Regions from separate parts of the Homo sapiens genome. Here region 1 is linked to region 2. A link is an interaction called in ENCODE POLR2A ChIA-PET data of the cell type or tissue named here. Cell type or tissue: K562. All regions are shown on one strand.

What was found. Peaks named below come from ENCODE experiments on the same cell type or tissue, not always from the same donor. Only the 100,000 strongest peaks of a DNase experiment are listed, where the experiment ranks them.
Region 1: POLR2A ChIA-PET joins it to region 2 with 6 read pairs; 3 of 35 experiments call an interaction of 5 or more read pairs at or near these places.

The regions. Positions count from the first base shown.
Region 1 is chr6:166,251,138-166,255,137 of GRCh38, forward strand. LOC101929297 (a long non-coding RNA gene) reads left to right here. Exons shown (of 5, transcript NR_125862.1): 3 at 3,280-3,368; 4 at 3,835-3,887. LOC107986668 (a long non-coding RNA gene) reads right to left here. Exons shown (of 2, transcript XR_001744463.3): 2 at 3,549-3,908. Among named protein-coding and RNA genes, the nearest start is that of PRR18, 55 kb to the right of the region's middle. RefSeq lists enhancers at 2,076-2,734, 2,735-3,392 and a silencer at 2,084-2,378. In K562, no CTCF peak of the experiment used is centred here; a DNase peak (open chromatin) is centred at 2,284; H3K4me3 peaks cover 799 bases; H3K27me3 peaks cover 2,742 bases.
Region 2 is chr6:166,200,614-166,204,613 of GRCh38, forward strand. No RefSeq gene overlaps it. Among named protein-coding and RNA genes, the nearest start is that of LNCDAT, 35 kb to the left of the region's middle. In K562, no CTCF peak of the experiment used is centred here; no DNase peak of the experiment used is centred here; H3K27me3 peaks cover 3,317 bases.

The DNA of each region.
Region 1 (4,000 bases), 51 kb after region 2:
AAATATACAGACTTCTAAATTTTGTATTCTGGAGCTTTTCTCTGATTTCTGTTCCACAAGCTTCCTTTTGAATCAGCTTCCATAAATCTTCATAGTCAATCATATTTTTCGAGATTGCACATTTGGTCAATTCATTTTGCAACCCTATACTCTTATTTTCAAAGAGAATGGGTGTGTGTGTGTGTGTGTGTGTGTGTGTGATTTAAAATTTAAAATCTTTCAAACCAGCGGAGTGTAACAGCTGGGTAACTTGCAGCTAGCTAGTCAGGAAACAGTTATTTTCAACAGTAATTGACACCAAAAAAGTAAACCACAACTTTGAAAGTTTCTAAGGGTTCATATATATTTTAAAAATTAAAGGGAACAATTAAGTCAGACAGACCGTTTTTCTTCTTCTTTTTAAGCTAAGTAGTCATACCTGGGAGTTAATATAAGGGGAATTCTTGGTGGGAGGGAGGATGATAGAAGAGAGAATGGGGGCTTTATAGAGGGGGAAGAAAAGGTTTGAGGACATTGAGAGGAAGTAGACAAACATACCTTTCCCTTAAAATTCAATTTCTAATTTTACCTTCCTTTGGCATGGAGACTCTAGAACATTCTTACACTATACACACCAATTGTCATATGGGAATATGCTGCTTATGATAATAAACCATGTATTTGCCAGTTTCGTGGAAAACAGACATGAATGCTTTTCAATATAATTTCATCTCCTAGGCAATGGAGCGCACGTGACTGACAAGGCTGCCTGATAGCTGGAGAGCTTTCTCAGAACAGTGAGCCTAGAGGCGCCCTCTAATTTACCCGAGGGTTTATAAGGTGAGGGTCACGCTGGCCATTTTCCTTTGGGGAAGAATAGAATCAGGGATGCACAGGATTCTATAAAGATAGAGGGACATTTTTTAGATGATGAAAATGTAGCGTCATCAGCAGAAATCAGACTTTTTTTCAGTCTAATTTCTTTTCTTTCTTTCTTTTTTTTTTTTTTTTTTTTTTGAGACGGAGTCTCGCTCTGTGGCCCAGGCTGGAGTGCAGTGGTGCGATCTCGGCTCACTGCAAGCTCCGCCTCCCGGGTTCACGCTATTCTCCTGCCTCAGCCTCCCGAGTAGCTGGGACTACAGGCGCCCGCCACCACGCCAGGCTAATGTTTTGTATTTTTTTTTAGTAGAGACGTGGTTTCACCGTGTTAGCCAGGATGGTCTCGATCTCCTGATCTCGTGTTCCGCCCTCCTCGGCCTCCCAAAGTGCTGAGATTACAGGCTGGAGCCACCGCGCCCGGCCTCAGTCTAATTTCTACAGCAGGGCCTCATCGCTGTGACCCAGGGAGGCCGCGCCTCCGAGGTGGGTCCATGCCACCTCCCTCTGTAGGAAGAGCCTTCAGCACCCCAGGGCCGTTCGCAGGGCTCTTCCCCAAACAAAATAAAATGAAACGGAGGTTTTCCTGAGCTTCAGCGTCAATCCGATCGGACCCCCGGGAGGTGCAGCGAGCTCGGGGACACGGTGTTCGGGTGGTAGGATTTCCAAAGTCCTGAGAGGCTGAAGGGGCAGGTATTGTTCCCGCCGCCCCTTGGGCAAGGGGCCTCCCGGAGCAAAGGCTAGGGGGCCCGGGCTCCCAGTTCTGGGGTCGTCCTGGTGACAGGGTGACCCCTAGACCATGGGGGCGGCTACAGCGACTGTCCGGGGGTGTCTGGGCCACGACCACCCGTCCCACCAGGAGGACGCAAGCACGGCACACTGGCTGGGGGCTCCGCACTGGGAGGCTGGGCCAGACCTGGAACGGCCTAACAGCAAGGAGAGAGCCGGACGCCGTGGCTCAGGCCTGGAACCCCAGCGCTTTGGGAGGCCGAGGCGGGAGAGTCGCTTGAGGCCAGGAGTTCGAGACCAGCCTGAGCATGACGGCGAAACCCCGTCTCTACAAAAAAAAAAAAAAAAAAAAAAAAAAAAAAATTTTAATTAGGCTGGCGCAGTGGCTCACATCTGTAGTCCCAGCTACTGGGGAGGCTGAAGCAGGAGGATCGCTTGAGTTCGGAAGGTCGAGGCTGCAGTGAGCTAGGATTGCGCCACTGCGCTCCAGCCCCGGGCGACAGACTGAGAACCTGTCTCGAAAAAAAAAGAAGAGGAAAGAAAAAGAAAACCAGAACGAGAAAGTGCGGCCAGCCCGGGCTCAGGAGCTGGGTGGGAAACAAAGCCGCCAGAAAATGACAAGTAAACACGCAGCCGCGGGAAGCCACTGGGCGGAGCGGGCGCTAATGAGCGCGCAGCGGGGCCGCCACGCCCGCGCGGACACGGAGCAGCGGCGCCTTTCCCTGCGACTGGCTGTGTCGCCTGGAGCCCGGCGGCCGCCACCCCAGGGAGAAAGCTCCGGTGAGGGGAGCAGACGCTGGGACCCGTGGTCTCGCCCTCTGCTCTTTCCTGGCTGGGGACGGGGGTAGCTCCCAGGCAAAGGCCCTCCGGGGTCTCCGCCCGGGGGGCCCCACCTGCCTTGTGACGGCTGAGATGTGCGCGTCCCACCCACTTTCCAAGGCGCCTTTGAAGTCGTTTCTCATTAAAAAACAAGCTTTTTGAATAACCAAATGTTCCTTTGGCGCCCTCCAATTTTATTTTACTGTAATCTATTGAGTTGTATTTGTTTTTCTGAATCCGCTTCCTAGGAAAGCGCCCCCTCCCATTTTAAACCGTTCTCAGGTGGTTTTTTCTGGAAGCAGCAGTGGTTTGTCCAGCAAGGATTAACTCTTTGCCTTTTCCCGTCTAAACTTCTGAAGACACCTGACAGCTCGTTTTAACTCTGCAAACGACAGTTCATCCTCCGGGGTGTGGATTCGGGCTCCCACGGCTGCCGCCTGGGGCAAGTGCGTCTCCCCGGGCGCCTACGCGGCCCCGCGCGCTCCTGGCAGCGTCGCCCCCAAGCCAGCCCCGCCTACCCAGAGAGGGCCAGTCCTGTTCCGGGTCCCGAGGGCCTTGGGAACCCCACAGGTTCCTTCCTCCCGGGGTTTCCCAGCAGACCACACACAGAGATGCGCTCCGGAACTTAGGGAACCATGTAAAGGAACTTCCAACAGGACTGGGCCTTTTATGCGTGTTTATCTTAAACATTTTAGGAAGCAAGTGGCAAAGTGCTTTAAAAGTAAAACTTAGAACGTCTGCACTAGCTGTTTGTGCAAACGAGTATTTGCTAAGCATTATCCGAGACCTGAGAATTGTTTCTTTATGATTTACTTATATGTGATAAGTTCCCTTTGTAGAAAGAGACTATATTTAATCATAAATATATCGTCATAGGTACAAGGATAAAATTTAAGAAGAGAGGACTACAGATCACTTTAACGCTAAAGGGAATTGTAGTGAAGCATGGATGTTTTCCCATTAAGGTGACTTTCTTCTGGGGTGTGTGTGTGTGTGTGTGTTTAGTTTTTTGTGCCTTTATGTTTCTATCAGTTTGTCTTTCCCAGTGAAAATTAATTCAAATGTGTCTTCATTGATATATTTCAAGTGTTGTGCGCTGAACATTGAGTCAGAATAATTTGATTAAGGTTCAATGATAAAACCACTCTGTCTCACTGATTTTAATTAAACTGGAATCTGAAAAACACATGCATTCAATATAGTGGCCATTATTTTTAATTCTAAACAAACTTTTTTGGTTTTGAGCCAATATTTTTAGTTCTAAACCAACATTTTTGGTTGGTTTAGTTCTAAACCAACATGTTGAAACCTTGGGAGGTTTTCGCATTTTCCAGAGTGAGAACTGCTTGCATTGACTTCCCGGAATGTGTAGTACCAGACCCTCAACCTTAAAAGAAGTTCCATTCTTCTCCACTTCTCTCTTCTCCCCAGGACCCATGACTTTACACTTCAATATTTCTGCAGGGCTCACAGTTCACTGAGAGGTAAGTGAAAGTCAAGAACCACTGGAAGACAATGAAAATTTCATTCTTGTGGGCAATTTTAACTCTTAACTGTTACAAATGATAGTATCTGCGTACAAGATCTTCTATATACC
Region 2 (4,000 bases):
GAGGCTGAGGTGGGAGGATCACTTGAGCCTGGGAGGCAAAGGTTGCAGTGAGCCAAGATCACGCTATTGCACTCTGGCCTCGGTGACAGAGTGAGACCCTGTCTCAATAAAAAAGGAAAAAAAATGAAAGGGCTAAGAGAATGATTGTGTAGCAGAAAGTTCTGAGACCACCCCAAGGTCTGTGATGAGGAAACCATTATAGATCAATCCAAATGCGTTCTCATTCGGTGCTCCAAAGGATCAGTGCTATGATCAGGAACCATCATTTCATTTAAGCCAGATGTAATTTCACTTAAACGAGATGTAACTGGGCCAGCAATAGTCGTGGGCAGTTTACTTAAGTCAGGATTTCCCAGACTTATCTAATCATCAGAATCAAAGGAATGACATGAGAAGTGTGATAAAAATACAGGTTCTGCATCCCAACCAGACCCCCTAAATCAAAATCTTAGGGGAAAGCCCTGGGCGCTGTGTGTTTTTATCAAGTACGCAGGTGATTGCTATGGTGTAGCCCATTTGAGGGACACGCTATAGTCGAGTATGGGTTGGGAAGAGCAACTGGAAATAAACAGAGACTGGGATATCTTACAGACAGCCCCAAAACATGCACTCAGTTTGCCATTGGATTCTTTGCTTGATGAATAGGATTTAAAGCTAGACTGTATTAGTTATATGACAGGATTTGTTTCATCAATGAAATGCCTCTGTGTGCGTGTGTGTGTGTGTTTCCAGTTAATCCAGTTAGAGTGGTGGTTGTAACCTGGTCCCTAGATTTCTAAATACTTATGTTTATAGAATTTTATGGTCAAAATGAGTCCCTACCAAGAGCATCTTGTCAAACTCCCTCCTTGTCCACTGAAGAGCTGTGTGCTGTTTAAGTTGGTATATCCCTGTGTTTATGAGTACACATTTAACGGCGGCAGAATTCTGCAGCCTCCATGGGTCACCTAGAGCCTGATGAATAAAGTAAGCAAAGTCCAGTTGTAGTTTTCATAATCCAGGACAGTAAGTCCCTGGAGGAAGATCTGTCCATTAAATTCCATGAGTTTCAGGAATTTGCACGGACCCTAAGACGCTCCAGTATCAATAAGGTGACACACTGATCCCTGACATGCTCTTGGAAGATGAAGCCAGGCACAGCTGGCTTTGTGACTTGTTTTTCAGGTTAGTAAAGGTCACTCCCGGCCTTTACTAACATTCACCCAGTGCCTCGGCCAGGATCCACTACTATTTTCACGATGAAGAAAGCTGGATCTGCTTCCTTTATTTTCTTCTCCACTATCGATTCTTCTGAGTTTCACTCTGAAATTCCAACACCTTGGGCCTTCTCTCAGGCTCACAGCGACTCCATCAATCAGGGTGTCTAAAGACCCTGTGGGTGGAGGAAGGAAGGAAGGAGGCACAGAGACCCTGCAGAAATGATTCAGGAGCCCCAGGCAGCTCACCCTCCCTGTCCTTTGGGTAGTTTTTCTGCAGTTTCTCACTGTTGACACTTTTTTTCCTCTATGAGTCAAGAAAGAAGGCCCTAAGAGGGAAATGAGACAGATCTTCTTACAAATATTCTTCATTACCACACTTTATTCATTCTATCAGCCAAGTGTGTTCCTCCAATTTTTCACTACAATTTTAAAAGCAGAAAATGTACCCTATTGTTTTGCACTGTTGGGGCCCATCCAGAGAGAAGGTGCAAGGTACCTACTGGACTTCAAGGCTAAGATTGCGAGTGCAGCCGGAGTGGCTCGGAAACCAAATGTCAGTGGGAGCTCCCAGTCCCAGCTGTGAGGCGTGGCTCCCAGTCCCAGCTGTGAGGCGTGGCCCCATTGCTTCCCTAGCGGGCTTCTGCTCAGATGGCTCCAGAGGCTGCTCATCTGTATCATGACAGCATTTCATCGTAACAGACGCCAGCTACTGCATTAGCTCCTTTATTTTCTGGTTAAGTTTATACAAATGTATCAGATATACTGCAATATTAATAGTTCTCTCCTCATTTGTTTCTGTTATTCTTGGGGCTGGTTTCACAAGTTTTGGGGGTTTCAGTTCTTTTTTTTTTTTTTTTTTTGATACAGAGTCTTGCTCTGTCGCCCAGGCTGGAGTGCAATGGCACAATCTCTGCTCACTGCAACCTTTGCCTCCCAGGTTCAAGCGATTCTCCTGCCTCAGCCTCACGCGTAGCTGGGATTACAGGTGTGTGCCAGCATGCCTGGCTAATTTTTTTGTATTTTTAGTAAAGATGGGGTTTCATCATGTTGGCCAGGCTGGTCTTGAACTCCTGACCTCAAGTGATCCACCCACCTCAGCCTTCCAAAGTGCCTGGGATTACAGGCGAGTCACCATGCCTGGCCTGGGGATTTCAGTTCTTAATCTCCTTTCAGATTTGCCCATACTCTTTTCCTTCAGTCATCTCTGAGAGAAAACCCAGAGGTCCTTCATGGCTGGCTCAACTCACCGTCACTCAGGACAGCAGGGTCTTGCGGTCTGTTGCACTGTGGAGATGCAGGGGCGCCTGTATGGGCGAGTGGAGTTGTTCTGGGTGGAAATCCCAGGCCGGCTCTTTTCCTGTGACTGTGATGAGTGACTCAGCTCAGAGCCTCCTGAGCCTCATCAGTACAGTAAGGACCACAACACTGAATCCATTGTAAGGGTGAAGACACAGTCTGCAGAAAACTTGGCACATAGTGGGAATTTCAAACGCTTTAGCTGGTTAAAGAGAATTGACCATTTCTGCCTTTCAATTTCTCAGGAGTCCCTTTTCAGGGAGGTCGGCTGTCTAATTTGGCCCCTTCTACCTCTATGCATCCTCCTATAGCCATGCCCTCGGTGCAAGTGAGGCCAGCCTGACTTCTGTTCTCTGTAAGCGGCAGGCTTACTCCCACCTGAGGTTTTGCACAGGGTCTCCCTGGCCTGGGCCACTCTTCCATCTGATGTTACCACAGTTGGTTACTCTGACCTGTCTTTAATGCCCCTTTCACAAATCTAAACCATCCAGGGACAACAGATAAGGAAAATGGAGTGGAAGCCTCACCACAGATGATGGTGCAGTGCTGAGAAGCATCGGATTCGAGACAGACATAGAGACCTGGAGGCACTGAATGGAAAAAAGGAACAGAGGAGACAAGAACATGCAGACAGAACAACATGGGCTTTGCACAGGTACACGACAAACACAAAATGCACAGCGGACATGCGGCTGCTGCGGGGCAGGGCTGGTATGGGAACAAGACAGGGTGTGTGTGCGTCAAACAAGGCAGAAAAAAATGCAGCCTCGGGTCGCTAGGCATCGCTTCATCCTGTTAAATTCCCCAAAATAGCATGTATCGCTGTCAAACATGAGCATCAGGACTTTTATCCAAACAGGAAAATTTTCTGTTCTTTTAGTCCCAAGTATATGGAGCACACTTATTAATTAGGACATTATGACGGGCTCTGTGTAAAAATGGGAAGTGAATCTCTCAATATGTGTTTAGTGAAATTAAAGGTACATTGAATCTACTAAAGAAAAAAAACACTTAAGCCTGGGAAATTATCTTTGTGTTTTTTCCTAAGTGATTATTATTAGACACCAGAATAGCACCAAACCGAAAAAAATCTCACGACTGAAATATCTCAGAAACGACATTTCAATATATAAAGGAGACATCAATTTTAAGTTACAAGTAAGGAGAAATTTGGAAACAGAACATACAATTTAACTAAGATTAAGTCTTTCAAAATAATAAGCAGCACTCTAAAACTGAAATCAAGAACGATTTTCATGACTATTTGAATTTTTTTAAATTAATGTTGGTGTTTTTTTTGAGACAGGGTGTCACTGTGTTGCCCATACTGCAGTGAACTGGCAGTGTCATAGCTCACTGCAGCCTCAAGCTCCTGGGCTCAAGTCATCCTTCCACCTCAGTCTCCCAAGTAGCTGGGACTACAGGTATGCACCATGACATCTGGCTAATTTTTTAGTTTTTGTGGAGACGGAATCTCGATATGTGGCCCAGCCTGGCCTCAAGTA